Linked DNA regions of Homo sapiens: region 2 is linked to region 1. A link is a contact called in ENCODE Hi-C or POLR2A ChIA-PET data. All regions are on one chromosome and are shown on one strand. Each heading gives the region's core, a stretch centred on a gene start or an enhancer-like site at or near the end of the contact. The rest is flanking DNA. Distances are from core to core; before and after follow the strand shown. Region 1 overlaps PCAT29 (prostate cancer associated transcript 29). Region 2 overlaps LOC107984788 (a long non-coding RNA gene).

Region 1 (7,155 bases), core at 922-3,421:
CCCTGCCTAACTCAGTCACAAGCCCCTCCATCTGTGTCTCTTCATTTGAGCCACCTGGGGGGAATTCTGTTTCCTGTGGGGACCTCGAATGATACTGGGGTGGACCCATTCTTTATTGAGGACCTACGCTGGCAGCCATCTGCCTAAAGGCACACACTGGGAGGAAGGAGTCCAGACCTCCCAGGGTAGCACACATCCCTCTGGGAGGGTCCACCATTCACCCGGCTTGCTTTCCTGGCCACTGACACCCCTCCCCAGGCCCCACCGCAAGTCTTTGTACACCACCTTAGTGGAGTCTCGTGTGTGGCCCTGTGAGGCAGGGTCTGGCTAGGCCCTCTAAGGGATGTGGAAACGGAGGCCCAGGGAGGCTGGGGCTCTTCCCTAGGGTCACCCAACTTTGCACAGCAGAGTCCAGTTCCAAATGTGGGGCTAGCTGGCTCCAGTGCTGAGCAACTTCCTCTGTGCTGTGTGGGAGGTTCGTCTTGCTCATGTAGCTCACGTAGAACACACACACACACACACACACACACACGTGCACACACAGGCACAAATGACTAAATGCTTTTAAGGAGCTGTAGGAGAGTATGGGCAGGGATGCAAGGCCAGAAGTGAGGAGGGTTAGACGTGGCAGGGAGGGCTGGGTAAATCCAGGAGGGCATTTTGGAGGAGGTCAATAAGTCCTGGAGATGATTGGAAACCGCGTGGAAGCATATAGCCAGGAACTCTCTAACCGCGCCTCGGTAGACTGGTTGCACTGAATCACCAGGTTGGGTGGGGTTTAGGGGTATGCTTTAAAATTAGACTCCCAGGCCTCATCTCTAACATATAGAATCAGAATCTCTGGGGATGCAGTCCAAGAATCTGTTTTGTTTTGCTTTGATATGCAACTAGTCGTGGGAGCCACAAACTCTTCCCACTTCCCCATTTTACGTGCTGGGGAAGTATGTAAAGGAAGTAGAGAGAGGCCTAGGGACTTGCTCAGGGTCTCACAACAACCAATTCCAAAGCCAGGGCTGGCACCCAGGCCCCTTGGTTCCCAGCTCGGTGCTCATCCGACTGCTCATTCACCCTCGGGCTTCTCAGTGGGCAGGGTGGAAACACAGCTTCCTTAGATGATGGTCTCAGCCTCCTCCTCCCCCCGCCCCAGCCACCCTGCAGCCGGTTCTCAAGATGGCAAGTGGGGGGTGGATGAAGGTGGTGGCAAAGCGAGAAAGCGCCTGGAATAACACGACATTTTGAAATGTGAATCACTGGCACTTTCTGTTTTCTCCTGTTCCCCCTCTGCACCCTCCCATTCCCGCCCCCCCCCCCCCCCCGCCGACCAGGCACTCTCTGAGCTGTAGGAACGCTAGGCCTGGACATCCACCCAGCGTGTGGAACCAGCTGGGGAAGCCACCTGCGTGCAAGAGTGGGTGGAGTCTGAGATGAGAGCAGAGACTGGGGCTCTGGGCCTACTGCTGTCCCTTCTTGCTGTGTGACTTTGGGCAAGGCACTGTACCTCTCTGGACCTCAGCACTGGGATGCTCACCATAAGGCTTGTCAATACCCTTGGGCTGCCACATGGTGGGGGTGGGGGCCCTGCAGGACCTAGTCTATCCTGAATCCCTCTTCTGCCCTCCTGTCCTGACATTCCATCGCTCGTGTTCCGGTCTTTTGAACCCTGAGTAACAGGAGCCCAGGACGGTGCTGGTGGGAGGGTGCTGGGAAAGGGGGAAGCTGGGGAGGGGGCAGTTAGGGCTGCCAAGTGGAACAGGGGCCACTCAGCCGCTGAATGAGTGTCTGGACTCCCACCCCCAGACACTTCCTCCACATTCCCTCAACTCAGGAGCTAATGATTCAAAAACAGAGGTCAGCTCCTGGCTCCATGTTGACATGCAGGTACAGGGCAGAGCAAGCCAATGGTACCCTGGACCTCAGGGGGCTTGTGCCCTCTGTGGTGTGAAAGGTCACTGGGCATTTCTTAAGTGCCTCCAGCGCCAGGGCTTCTCCTCAGGCACCAAGGAGTGAGTTGGCTCTGTGTGTGTTTGTGTCCCCATCCCCAGATCAGGCCTGACTCACCCCGTGTCCCCACAGTCCAACACAGTGCTGGGTGCACAGCAGGGGCCCCAGGGACATCCCTGCATGGAATTTGTGCTGCCTGGCCAGGACCTCGTCAGCCTCAGCAGGCAGGAGCCTTGGTCCCAAGAGGATTGCCTTTGGGCAAGGCTTTTTTTCAGGCCCTCAGTGACCACATTTCTAAAATTGTGGTAGTGGCCAGTTTCATAGGCTGAGGAGCTCTTTCTGCTCTCCCTCGCCACAGGGTCCCTCTGCCTCAGCAGGAGAGCAGGCCAGAGTGCAGAGTCTGAGTGTGAGGCAGATGTGCATACGCAGGAACTCAGACAGGGCTGGCACATGGCAGCTGCTCAGTTATCGTCTATGAGGGGAAGAAAGGAGGAGGAGGGAAGAGGCAGAAAGAGGGTGAGGCTGGTGTGTGCAGCCCCATCAGCTGGCTCTGTGCTCATCTGATCCCTCTTGATCCCCCAGCTGGCTCCTGCCCACCCTCCTCTACTTCCTCCTGTGGCCTTTTCCCCTCCTCCTGAGAAGAAGGTGATATTGGAGGAAATGGTGGGGAGGGCACTGGAGAAAGCTCCCTAGGAAGTGGAGCTCTGTTCTAGAGACTAGGGAAATTAGGCCGTAAGTCTCCAGACCTCCCCTTCTGAGGAGCCCTCCATATAGCAGGAGGTGCTCAAAGCTGAGTGTCCCAATCCTGAACTTGGCAAACAACCTAACCCTAACACCCCACTGACGGTGTCCCAGGTGTAGACCCCTGTCTGGCTAGGAGGGACAGTGTTTAGTTTGCCACTGAGTGAGGGTGGTGGTGTGGGGTGGGGCTGTAAGAGAGAAATGCACCCCAGGAAGTGGGAAGCCAAGAGTGGGGAGAGTTCCATGCCCAGGAGCCCAGGGCCCACTTGTGGCTGCTCACGCTCACCATGTTTTGTCACCTGCCACTGGCTCCTAACCACTGATCAAAAATAGTCCTCTGCTTGCCCTTACATGTGACCGGCCTGTGGTCAGAGCACCCTACCCAGGCTGGGGTTGGGCTGCACGAGCATCCTGGCCAGCCCTGCCCCAAATGAGACAGGAAGTGCTCTGAAGTGCCTCTGTAGCTGATGGGGGCCGGGGTGGGGGGACCCTGCCAGCAGCTATCTGGGAGAGTTTGGCTTATGTTTCATAGTGTTTTCAAGGTCAGTTTCTTCCTCCTTGTTACCTGTGCCTCTTGTTTCTCTTAAAGGCCATCTGGAAAGAGGATATGGCCCAGAAGCATTTCTGTTCTCTCTCTGGACCTGAACATGGTTCCCCAAGGGTGTATTGTCTTGGCTGGCATGGTGGGTGGAGAGGGTATGGGGACAGGGTGGGCCCTAGCTTAGAATCCAAGCCACAGGGGCTTTAAACCCAAGAGAAAAAAACGTGGAGAGCTACAACCAGGCATTTTACCAATGAGGAAGCAACTTCTAGGGAGGTGAAGTGACTCACCTAGTGACTTCAAAATAAAAAATTCCCATTTCACAGATGAGGAGACAAAATCATAGAGACAAAACGTGACCTGCCTAGGGTAACACCATAGTGGCAGAACTCTGACTGGACCCAAATCTCTGGGTTCCTCGCTTCCTTCCATCCTGCTGGACAGCTCTGTGTGTGTGATCTGTTGGTAAATTAGTTATGCTTATCTCCATTTACAAATGAGGAAACTGAATCTCAGAACAATGGCGTACTTGGCAAATAATGACACCTTCAGCTCTGCTTGAGATCAGACGCAGCAAGTCCAGTGGAGGCCCAGGTCCCAGCTCCTCTAGGAAACCTGTCCTGACGATTCCAGGCCACATGGAGTCCTTCCTTCTCCAAAGTCTTACTATGCTTATTTTAAGGAATAGAAAAATAATGCTAAGAAAGAAGCAAGGAAACATTCGTACAATGCTCATGGCACGCTGAGTATTTGCCAGCACTCATGGGCGCCTAGGGACCACCTTGAGCAGGACTCAGGATGATGCTCATTTTACAGGTGAGGAAACTGAGGTTCAGAGGGCTCAGGTCCCAACCCATGTCTGTCTGACTCCCAAGTTCAATGCGCTTTTCTCCCTTATTCAGCCCCACATTCTCCTCCTCTAGAATCGTTTCCTGAGTGCTTTCTTGTGTCTGCAATTTGGCTGTAAGCTCATCAATCATAGAGATCATGTCCCTGCTTGCACCCCACGCAGCTGACCTGGGCTTGACCTCGGCAAAGGGTCAGCACAGACTCTAGGCCTTGAGGAGGCAGGGATGGGGCAGAGGCAGCAGGCCGGCTCCAACTCCCCTTAGCCACTTCCTAGCACAGTGAAGGCTGTTAGTTTATTTCTCAGAACCTCAGTTTCTTCATCTATAAAATGGGGTGGTACTAACCATGGAGTCTCAGGCTTGCTGAGTGAAGGTGCAGTAAGGTAAGGAGCTTTGAGTGTCAAGAGCCCAGTGTGAAGCCTGGCACATAGTGGGTACCTAATATGAACTGGGATTACTCTTGTCAGCCTGCTCATTTTGTGGGGCATCTCTGGGGTGCCCTCTCACCCCCAGCAACTATGACCCAGCCTTCCTTTCCTGGAGGAAGCCTGCCTCTCCCTGGGCCCTGTGTGTGTAGGGGCTGGATCTGGCTGATAGGCACACAGGGGACTGTGTTTCTGCATCACTCACTTTGGGTGGTGGCTGTGAACACTGCAGTCTGTGTGTCCCTGCCCTGCCTCCAGACTTTGTTAACCCTGAGAGCTGAGGGTTTGTCGGTGCTTCCAGACGCCCAGGGGGAGGAGAGGACCTCAGCTGAGACACTGGTTTCCCCTGGCTAGCCTGCCTCGAGCTAGGGAGAAACCCTTCAAGATGAGCTCCTGGCTTCAAAGCCCAGTGGGGTTGGGTGGCTGACTACAGGGGCAGAGCACAGCCCAGGAGATGGTTGCTGCAGACATGCTGCTAGGCACATCTCAATCACCACCAAAGCAGCAGCTGCCAGGCCCTCTTTTGATGGAAGAGAGACGTGGAGGTGGGGAGAAGAGAGCCTCCCAAGTCAGGGAGCCAGGGGTGGGATGGGGTGGGCCATCTGCACGATCTGAGCTTCCAGTTTAGTTCTCCAAGTCTTTAGTATTAAGTGGCAAGGGCTCCCTTAGATGCTCAAATCAAGCAGATATCTCGAAGGGGAGTTTGGACCTGTCTGGGGCAGGAGTGCTGGTACCCATGGGTGGTGTTTTCTCTGCACTGAGTTATCACCTAGCTGTATATGCAGCCCTGCCTACATCCCGCCCTTGCTCCCTCAGCCCCAACCACTCTGCACTTTCTTCTGTCCCTTGAATAAACCAAACACGTTCTTTCCCCAGGCCTTTGCTTCGACTGTTTCCTCGTCTCAGACAGCTCTTCTTCTGACCTTATGCAGGGTACCCTTTCTCATCAAGACCACCCCGCTCATGGGGGCCTCCATTCCCCAGGGCAGGTGACCCTCTTATATGACCTTCATGGCCCGTAACTCCATTGGTAACTATCCTTATTAGATTGTTTCTTGCTTTTTTTTTTTGTCCCCCCACTGCAGTGGAAACTCCCCAGGAGTTTGGATGCTTCATCTCTGCTGAGACCCAGTGCCTGGCACTGAAGGTGCTCAGGAAATACCTTCTGAATGATCGGAAGCCCCTGCCATCTGCTAAACTGGATCTATGATGACAGAAGCCGAGGAATGTGAGGTTCATCTAGAGAGTTCTTGTGAATTTTCCAAGGGTAAGCGCAACACCTAGCTCATTAGATCCCGGGATAATCCACAACCCCTCCTTCACTCAGAACAGGTGAAAGTACTGAGACCTGGAGAGGGGTGGGATCACCATGAAGGTGACACACCTGGCTGGAGGGGCAGCAGCAGGAGTGTGGCCCCTTCCTAAAGCTGCAGGCTTATGAAACGAAACATAAGGAGGGCACGTTTTCACCTGGACATGGAGCCTCAGCCTCACAGGTCCTGATGGGGCCAAGGCCCCTGTGGTAAAGCCCCTCCTGCTTGCAAAAAAGGATGCTGAGACCCAGGGAGGTGCATGGCTGATCAGAGCTCCCACCACAAATTAGAAGTAGTCTTCAGATTGTAGATGCGTCTGTTTCTTCGTGTGCCAGGCTGGTGGGGGAAGTCAAGCTTGCCAATGTCCACATGGGGCTAAAGAGGTCTCAGATGAGGATCTCAAAAAGGATCCTGAGGAGAGAGGGCCAGGTTGCCTAGAGCCCCCCATCTGTGGAAAACCTGGTCAGGGGTCACTACAAGGGAAGAGTGAAGAGCAGTGGCCTCAAAACTTTACAATTAAGAAAAAAAAAATCAGACCACACAGTCATCAATATATGTGCCTGAGCACCTTCAGTGCAAGGCACTGGGTCTCAGCAGAGATGAAGCATCCAAACTCCTGGGGAGTTTCCATTGCAGTGGCGGGACAAAAAAAAGTCAAGAAACAATCTAATAAGGATAGTTACCAATGGAGTTACGGGCCATGAAGGTCATATAACAGGGTCACCTGCCCTGGGGAATGGAGGTCCCCATGAGCGGGGTGGTCTTGATGAGAAAGGGTACCCTGCATAAGGTCAGTCAATATAAAATATATCTTTGTTTATTCACTATGTACATTGAGATATAATAATATGTATGAAAATGTGCAAAAATAGAAATTTTGAAATGAGATTTTAAAGCATATATAACATTTCTGTTATTTTCTTCCCATATGACAATCGTGCCCAGCCCTGGGCCTTAGGGCACTCCCTTTGCAGAGCACTCATTAGGAACATGTGCTTTGGGGCCCAGCAGACCTGTGTTTGAATCCAGGACTTTCCTGTCATTATCTGTGGCTTTAGGGCAGCTTCTGGGACACAGTCTCTTCCTCTGTAAAATGGGACAATAATTCCTACTTTGCTCTATGCTTTAAATGAGGTAATACTTAAACGGTGCTTGGTACCAGACTTGGCAGCCTGGAAGAGCTCATATATGGTAACTATAGTGATTATTATTACCATGATCAGGCTCATCCTTGTTTGCTAAAATTAATGAAACTCAACTCTAAATACCATGGACCCTCAGGCTTGTTTCTTGAGCTGCACCATCCTCACCAGAGATGCTGGGTCACCGCTGAGTATAAGGCTGGA
Region 2 (6,879 bases), core at 664-3,163, 91 kb after region 1:
TCAAGCCACAAAGGGTTCTGAGAACCTCAGAGCTGGGAAGGGCTTCATGTTCACTGGGCCCAGGCATCCCCTGGGGTGGGCACCTCCACCGCAGTCCCACTGCCAGGTGGCTGCCCAGGCTCCTGACTGATGCCCCAGTGACTCAACACCACTGAGACCTGGTTCGGTTTGAGTCGTATTCTGGTAAGCGTGCCTGACTCACTCTGCTCTCCCTTCTCTGTGCTCCTTGATGTACCCTCCTTTACCCCCAGGTGAAAAAGCTCCATTAACTTTGTCACAGCAGGTCCAGAAAGAAGCTAACACTGTAATATGAATTAGCTTAATATATTCTCAAGGTACCTATTTTCCCAGCAGGACAAGGCCTGCTTATCCTTTCAGATAATTCTTCATTCTTTCCTAGGGCCTTCCCATCTCTCCTAGCCCCAAGATCCAGGTCCTTCATCCAAAAGACCTACCCTAGGCCCCATTTCTGCACATTTCCGGCAAGATTCTGCCTGATCACTGCCTCAAGTTGATAGGACAAAATATTGTACCTGGGATCAATAAAAATTCTAATTCTAGCACTTTTTTTTTTTTTTTTTGAGACGGAGTTTTGCTCTTGTTGCCCAGGTTGGAGTGCGATGGCGTGATCTCGGCTCACTGCAACCTCCGCCTCCTGGGTTCAAGTGATTCTCCTGCCTCAGCCTCCCAAGTAGCTGGGATTATAGGCAGCTGCCAACATGCCTAGCTAATTTTTGTATTTTCAGTAGAGATGGGGTTTCACCATGTTGGTCAGGCTGGTCTCGAACTCCTGACCTCAGGTGATCTGCCTGCCTTGGCCTCCCAAAGTGCTGAGATTACAGACATGAGCCACTGTTCCCGGTCTAATTCTAGCACTTTCTAACTCTTAGACCTTGGCTTACATAATTAATGTTTCTAAAAGCTGTGATTTTTTTCATTTGCATAATGGAAATTGAAATAGCTCATTGTGATGGTTCTTCATTCAACATGTTTTTAAAGTCCCTACGAGGTGCTCAAGCACTCTGCTGCTGTGATACTGTGGGTACATGACTGGGAAAGCCAGAGGCCATCTGATACAGCCACAGGAATGAAGCTTTGCTGGTTGATAGATGGGATAATGCAGGGGTTGGCAAACTTTTTCTGTAAAGCGCCAGATAGTAAATATTTTAGGCTTTATTCTGCCATAGTAGTGCAAAAGCAGCCATAAACAATATATAAACAAATGGGTGTGGCTCTGTGCCAATAAAACTTCACAAAAAACAAGCAGCAGGCTTTGGCTTGTAGGAAGTAGTTTGCCTACTGCTGGGCTAAAGGTTAATGTTTGTGGATTGAGGGTCAGTTCCAGATCACTCCAAGAAGGTGGCTTCAGATGATGAACATGTGGACTTAGGCTGGCATGCTGGGAGTTCTTCAGGAGGGCCTCCAAATGCATCATTCCTCTTGCTTATGCAGAGCTGGACGGGTTAGATCTCAAGCTGGCTTAATTAACTTTCCAGGCCTTCTTCCTTAATGGCAAAGTACAAATTCAGTAGCATTCAGTGGCCCCTTATAACAGACACAGTAAGTATGACAAAGATACAACCCAGCCTACACTACTGGGATGACAGGGAAAAGTCATCCCAGCAGGGTTTAACTAGTGGTTTCCCAAACTTGAACACTCATTGAATCACTCAGGATGCTTGTTAAAAATACAGATTCCTGGACCCCTACTTTAGAATGATTATTTCAAGCTATAGAGATGACCTGGGGATTCTGGACCATTAGCATGTGGACCAGATGATTTTAAAGGAGGGAAACTCAGAGTTAGGCCCCTTTTAGCTGTGACATACAGTGGTTATCAAAAGAGTAAAGGAAGCCTGTCTGCCCTTGCTGGGCTGTGGTGGGACAGAGAATGGTGGTGGTGGGGATCGTTATCTTGTCTGCAAAGACGTGGCAGGATGTGGTTGACCTGAACTTCCTGTGAATCAAGGAACCAGAGAACAGGGGGGAGAGATTCACAGCCCGGCAGTAGGCTCAGCCCACATGCCTAGAGTGTGCTCAGTGGGTACTGGGAAATGAGAGCCTGGCCCCACCTCTTCTCCGTGACCTTGGGCAGGTCACTTCACCTCTCAGAGTGTCAGTTTCCTCATGGATACAAAGGAGATGATGATAGGTCATTTTCAAGGACACCATGAAGAATAAATAAGGTATCATTTATAAAACCTCTGTCTCCTTGATTAGTGGTAGAAAATTCTCTTTCAGTGGAATCAGTGTCCACCTCAAAACATCCAAGGGCCAAGAGTTAGGAGACCTCCTTCATGGGCGGGGTTTTACCAATGACTCAATGCTCCATCTTGGAGTAAGTGAGATCATGTTGCTGGGCCTCACTTCACTTGACTGTAGAATGGGACGTTATGCACCTGCGGTTCCCTGTTTCCTTTTCAAGGATTCTCTTGAAGGTTGGATGAGACTATGGAATGAGAAGTGTCCTGGTGCTGTCAAGGGATATGGCAAAAAAAATGTGCAAGACCATTCTTGTCAGGTGCGGGGAGAGATGTTGCTGACTTTAATAATGTACTTCTTTCCATTTGTTATTTTTACAACAAAGGAAGAAATAAAACAGGACCTCTGAAAGATTCCTTGTCATATATAGCTTTCTCCTATTGAGTTATTTTCATCTGAGTTTATCAATCAATTGAGAAACAGTCACTGGATATCAACGGTGTACCCAGCCCTGTGCTATGTGTAAGATAAGGAGGTTCAGAGGTATGCCGCTAGGTCCCTAACCATGAGAGACCCACAGTCCAGCTTAGGAGATAACAAATATGTGTTATCCAGGTATGTTAACACATGGGAAGTGAAATAGAAGTGCAGTGATGATGCTGATGATGCTGACAGTAATGATGGAAAGGATGAAGATGATGTTAATTATTCTTCATATACACCACAATTGTACAGTTTACAAAGCATGTTTAGGACGATTATCTTATCTGATATTCAAGTCTAGAAAAACCCTGATTTTACTGATGAACAAACTGAGGGTAATAACTTCTCAGAGATCAGATAGGAAGAAAGTAGCTTAGTTGGACTCCAGCTTCTTTCTTTTGGCCCCAAGAGTGCCATTATCCTCAAGACATCATAACTTTCTTCCTTTAAATTGCAACAGAACATTGCAAAATGCACATTATCGTCAGATAGTAACATGAGTAAATTAGCACATGGGAAGTGAATGTTACAAGATCTCAAAGAGCAGGCAGGTCAGGAGACTGTTGACTGCAGTGAACAGAAGAGGCTCAGTGGAGAAAGCTGTAACTGAGTTTAGCCTTGGAAGGCTGCATGGTATTTTTGAGAGGTGGAGATGGGGAGAGGGGTGACATTCTTGGCAACTGGAAATGTATAGGTAAGAAAGGAAGTGAGAAAGTTCAGGGTGTGGCAGGAAATAGCCAGACCCCAGTCTGACCACAGTGGGTTCCATATAGTGGATCTGCTGGGGAAGAGTTGGGGATGTTCTCTTCCAAAGGGCTGGAGTGGTACTCTTTACTTTAGCGTAGGTGGGATATGGCCACCATTTTCTCTTTGATATCCTTATCCCCCTCAATCCCGAGTCCATCCATAATCAAATGAAGCAGTAATCAAATCAAATAACAGTCTGTAGTCCTAGCCCAAAGACAGAGTCTGCCACTTCCGACTTTTTTCTTTAAAAAAAAAAAAAAATGTCAGAATGCTGCTGAAACAGGAACAGCATTGAGGCAACAGCAGCTCTGACTCACAAACAGCACATCAAAGCAGCAACGATAAGAAACTGGCAGTAATTGTGCGTGTGAGCAGTGTTTTCCTGATGCTCTTTGAGGCTTGGGGGCCCCTCTGGGCAGCCTGATTGTGGAAAGAAGCATGTGGTTTTCAAAAATTGGGTGACTCACCACACAGGCAGTGTTCAGAAACAAAAACAAAGTCCTGTCTGCTTTGGTTCTCAGAGCCCAGGGCTTTGGGTCACTGCACATTTCAGGACATCAGTGAGCTGAGATTCATCTATTCATTCATCCAACCATCCATACATTTGACCATCCATTTATGCATCCATCCATCCATCCATCCATCCATCCATCCATCCATCCATGCATCTGTCCGTCCACCCACCCATCCAGGCATGCATGCATGCAGGCATCCATCCATCCATCCATCCATCCATCCATCCATCCATCCATCCATCCGTCCGTCCATTCATCCATTCATCCTTCTATCTATGTATGCATCTTTCCATTCATCCATGCATCTATCCACCCATCCGTCCAACCATTCATCTATTTGTTCCACAGATACTATGAGCACATATTTGGTATAGGCCCTGTGCTAGGCACAGAAGATGTAGTGGTGACCAAGATAGACTCTGAACTCAGTCCCTACCTTCATGGGTCTTATAGTCTATTGACAGAGAGAAGTATTGACCAAATAATTACATTGGCAATTAAATCACTACTGTGAAAAGCGCTGTGAAGGGAAATACTGAGGTGTGTAATAGGAGAAAGTGACCTAGTCTGGGAAGATGGTCAATGAAAGCAGGAACTTACGCTAAAAGATAGATAAGATTGATAACTCTACAATCAGCCTTTCAGCACCACCTCCTCCACCATTAGGGATAATAAAGAGGTAAAATTCAACATTTTTCAATCTCTCTGTCTTCATACAAACACCATGAGGAGTTAATGACACAATCATGCTTTTTTTGAGTCTCAGAGACCTGGGTTCAAATCCCATATTCTGAACTTACTACTGCTGTGACTTTGAATAAATTACTTAACCTTTCTGATTCTCAGTGTCTTCCACCATAAAGTGAGGATAATTATAATGGCCTTCAAAAGATAGTTTAGAATATAGGTTGAAATAATTTCTGTCAACTTCCTAGCCTATAGTAGATCCTTAATAACTGTGGCCAGGTTCTTAATCTGCTGTCACTGGTACGCAATTGTATGCATATCTCATGTGAGTTTGTTCTCCAGGGATGATCAGAGCACCATGCCTATTGTCTGAAGTGGCCGGCTGAGTTCTAGAACATAGCCATCTTTAATGCGAGTCTGAATTAGATGATCTCTAAAGTTCCTTACTATCCCAGCTTCTAGAATCCCAAAAATTCTTCATGAAAAAAAGCAAAACCATAGGCCAGGAGTAAGATGCCATGGAATCTCTTTTGCCCCTCTGAGCCTCAGTTTCCCTGTATCTCCAATGGTAGAGTTGGAACTAAGAGTATTTGTGGTCTGACAGTCTGGGATTTTGTGATCTGCAGGAGGCAAGAGGTCCTCGGCAGAGCTGGTGCCTGATCAAATCACGACATCCATAGAGTTTTACTTCTGCCCCTGTCCTTCCCCTGCTCTTTCTGCCAGCTGGCTCCAGGTGCCAGGGCTCTCACCTGCCCAGGTTCCTTCAGACAGAGCATGAAACAGCATCAACCAACAGCTTAGTTTATTCACACTGTGATCCATGAGCCTTAATATGTTTTCCCCCTTCAGAAAAATATACCTTTGGAAAGATGAACCTGGAGAGGATAATGCTTGACTCTCCTAGGTCTATCAATAATGGAGGAACTCCAGGCCTTGTAGGAGAAATGTACGGCTTCATCTCATTTCACACTCAAGGGGGAGCTCTTTATTCTGTGTATGGTCAGGATGTCCTTGCTGGGGATGGGAGCAGATCGGGAGGGAGGGGCTTGAGGTTGGAGCGGACAGGTGTTGAAGGATATCCTTCCTTGTGAAGCTCTTTTGGATGAGAGAGAGAGCAGTGCTGGTTGAGGTTCATGTCTCTCTGTTTCATGGTCTGGCTCCCAGGGACCAGCCAGTGTGGACCAGGACCCGGGGCATCTTGTCCTACATTTCCTCTCAGCCTGAGCCCTCCACAAGAGTTCTCTGGACAAGCCTTGCTTATGAGTGCCCCTGAGAGCTTCCTTTGGTGTGGCCAATGTCCCTTCTACAACCTTATTAGAGCGATGCATGGAGCAGAGTTAAATAAACAGAAATCTCTTAAGCATTTGACTACAGACTCAACTTCCCTTGTCAAATAGCCTGGGCTTTATCATTTTGGTTATTTTGGGAGTGAGGTGGGGTGGGTAGTCTTTCTTGTTTTTAGGAAATGGTATATAGAAGGCATATACAGAAGTGGTATGCAAATTCCACATCCCCTGCCCATGCAGAGGTTAGAAATTGAGCCCATCACTACTAATATTAATTTCCTATAGCCCCAGGCTTATGAGAGATTTTTTAGGAAAATGAGAAGAGAAGCCATGGACCACAATCCCGAGGAGATACATCAGGGAGTTGGAAGAACACATTAGTTGTCCCTAAGTTTGATGGGGCCCAGCCGGGCTGTCCATTCTGCTGAAGTGGCATGGCTTTTCCTGATTTCTCTCACCTGATAATTAGTTGTGACTGGTTAAGCAGCTGGTTAGGACAACTTCAGCCTTTAGCTCTTTGAGATATCCAAGGATAATATTATTTCTAATGTTCTCCTTCTTCCTACTGGCATTAGGTGATAGTGAGGTAACTTGGTTATCTGTTGCTAGTTAGGAATCAGAGCAAGAATTTAGGAAGGAAGTATATGTGCCTTCAAAGCAGCATCAGCATCTTTTGTAGATCTTCCCAACTTGAAATCTAATAAGCTCCAAATCTCGAACTGTTTCCCATTTATAATTTTTTTTTCTCAATAGCTGGCTTTGGAGGCTGGAGTCAGGCTGGGGTTAGCTACGGAGCAGTTGGAGAGAGAAGGCTCTGAAGCAAACTAGAGGGGAAAACATGCCAGGTGGTCAGTACCAGAGTGAGGAGGGAGAGCTGCCAAGACCTGGGAGATGGCTCCAGCAGGCAGTGAGCTGAGGCAGAGCTGGAGGCAGATTGGGCACAGCCCAGAGTGTCTGAG

The links. A loop is a pair of places that touch in the nucleus more often than their neighbours do. ChIA-PET counts read pairs that join two places held with the same protein, here RNA polymerase II (POLR2A). Pooled maps may share reads with other maps.
Region 2: a map of CD14-positive monocyte shows a loop between it and region 1 (6-fold over the local background). The contact joins two enhancer-like sites. A Hi-C loop is called at or near these places in 4 of 168 maps with a recorded cell type or tissue (B cell, CD14-positive monocyte, GM12878 and 1 more), 35 of 37 single-sample maps with no recorded cell type and 13 of 50 pooled maps. POLR2A ChIA-PET finds 5 or more read pairs at or near these places in 3 of 52 experiments (activated B cell, activated T-cell and activated naive CD4-positive, alpha-beta T cell).

The regions. Positions count from the first base shown.
Region 1 is chr15:69,666,145-69,673,299 of GRCh38, forward strand. PCAT29 (prostate cancer associated transcript 29) reads left to right here. Exons shown (of 4, transcript NR_126438.1): 2 at 5,596-5,763. Among named protein-coding and RNA genes, the nearest start is that of PCAT29, 78 kb to the left of the region's middle. RefSeq lists enhancers at 148-762, 203-252, 283-332, 2,841-2,920. Within about 2 kb of position 2,172, at least 9 of the 41 ENCODE cell types and tissues checked have a DNase peak (open chromatin) inside an H3K27ac peak, as active enhancers do; they include B cell and CD14-positive monocyte, where a contact is called at or near this core.
Region 2 is chr15:69,757,263-69,764,141 of GRCh38, forward strand. All of the region lies in intron 2 of LOC107984788 (a long non-coding RNA gene), which reads left to right. Among named protein-coding and RNA genes, the nearest start is that of LINC00593, 75 kb to the right of the region's middle. RefSeq lists an enhancer at 3,671-3,740. Within about 2 kb of position 1,914, at least 5 of the 41 ENCODE cell types and tissues checked have a DNase peak (open chromatin) inside an H3K27ac peak, as active enhancers do; they include B cell and CD14-positive monocyte, where a contact is called at or near this core.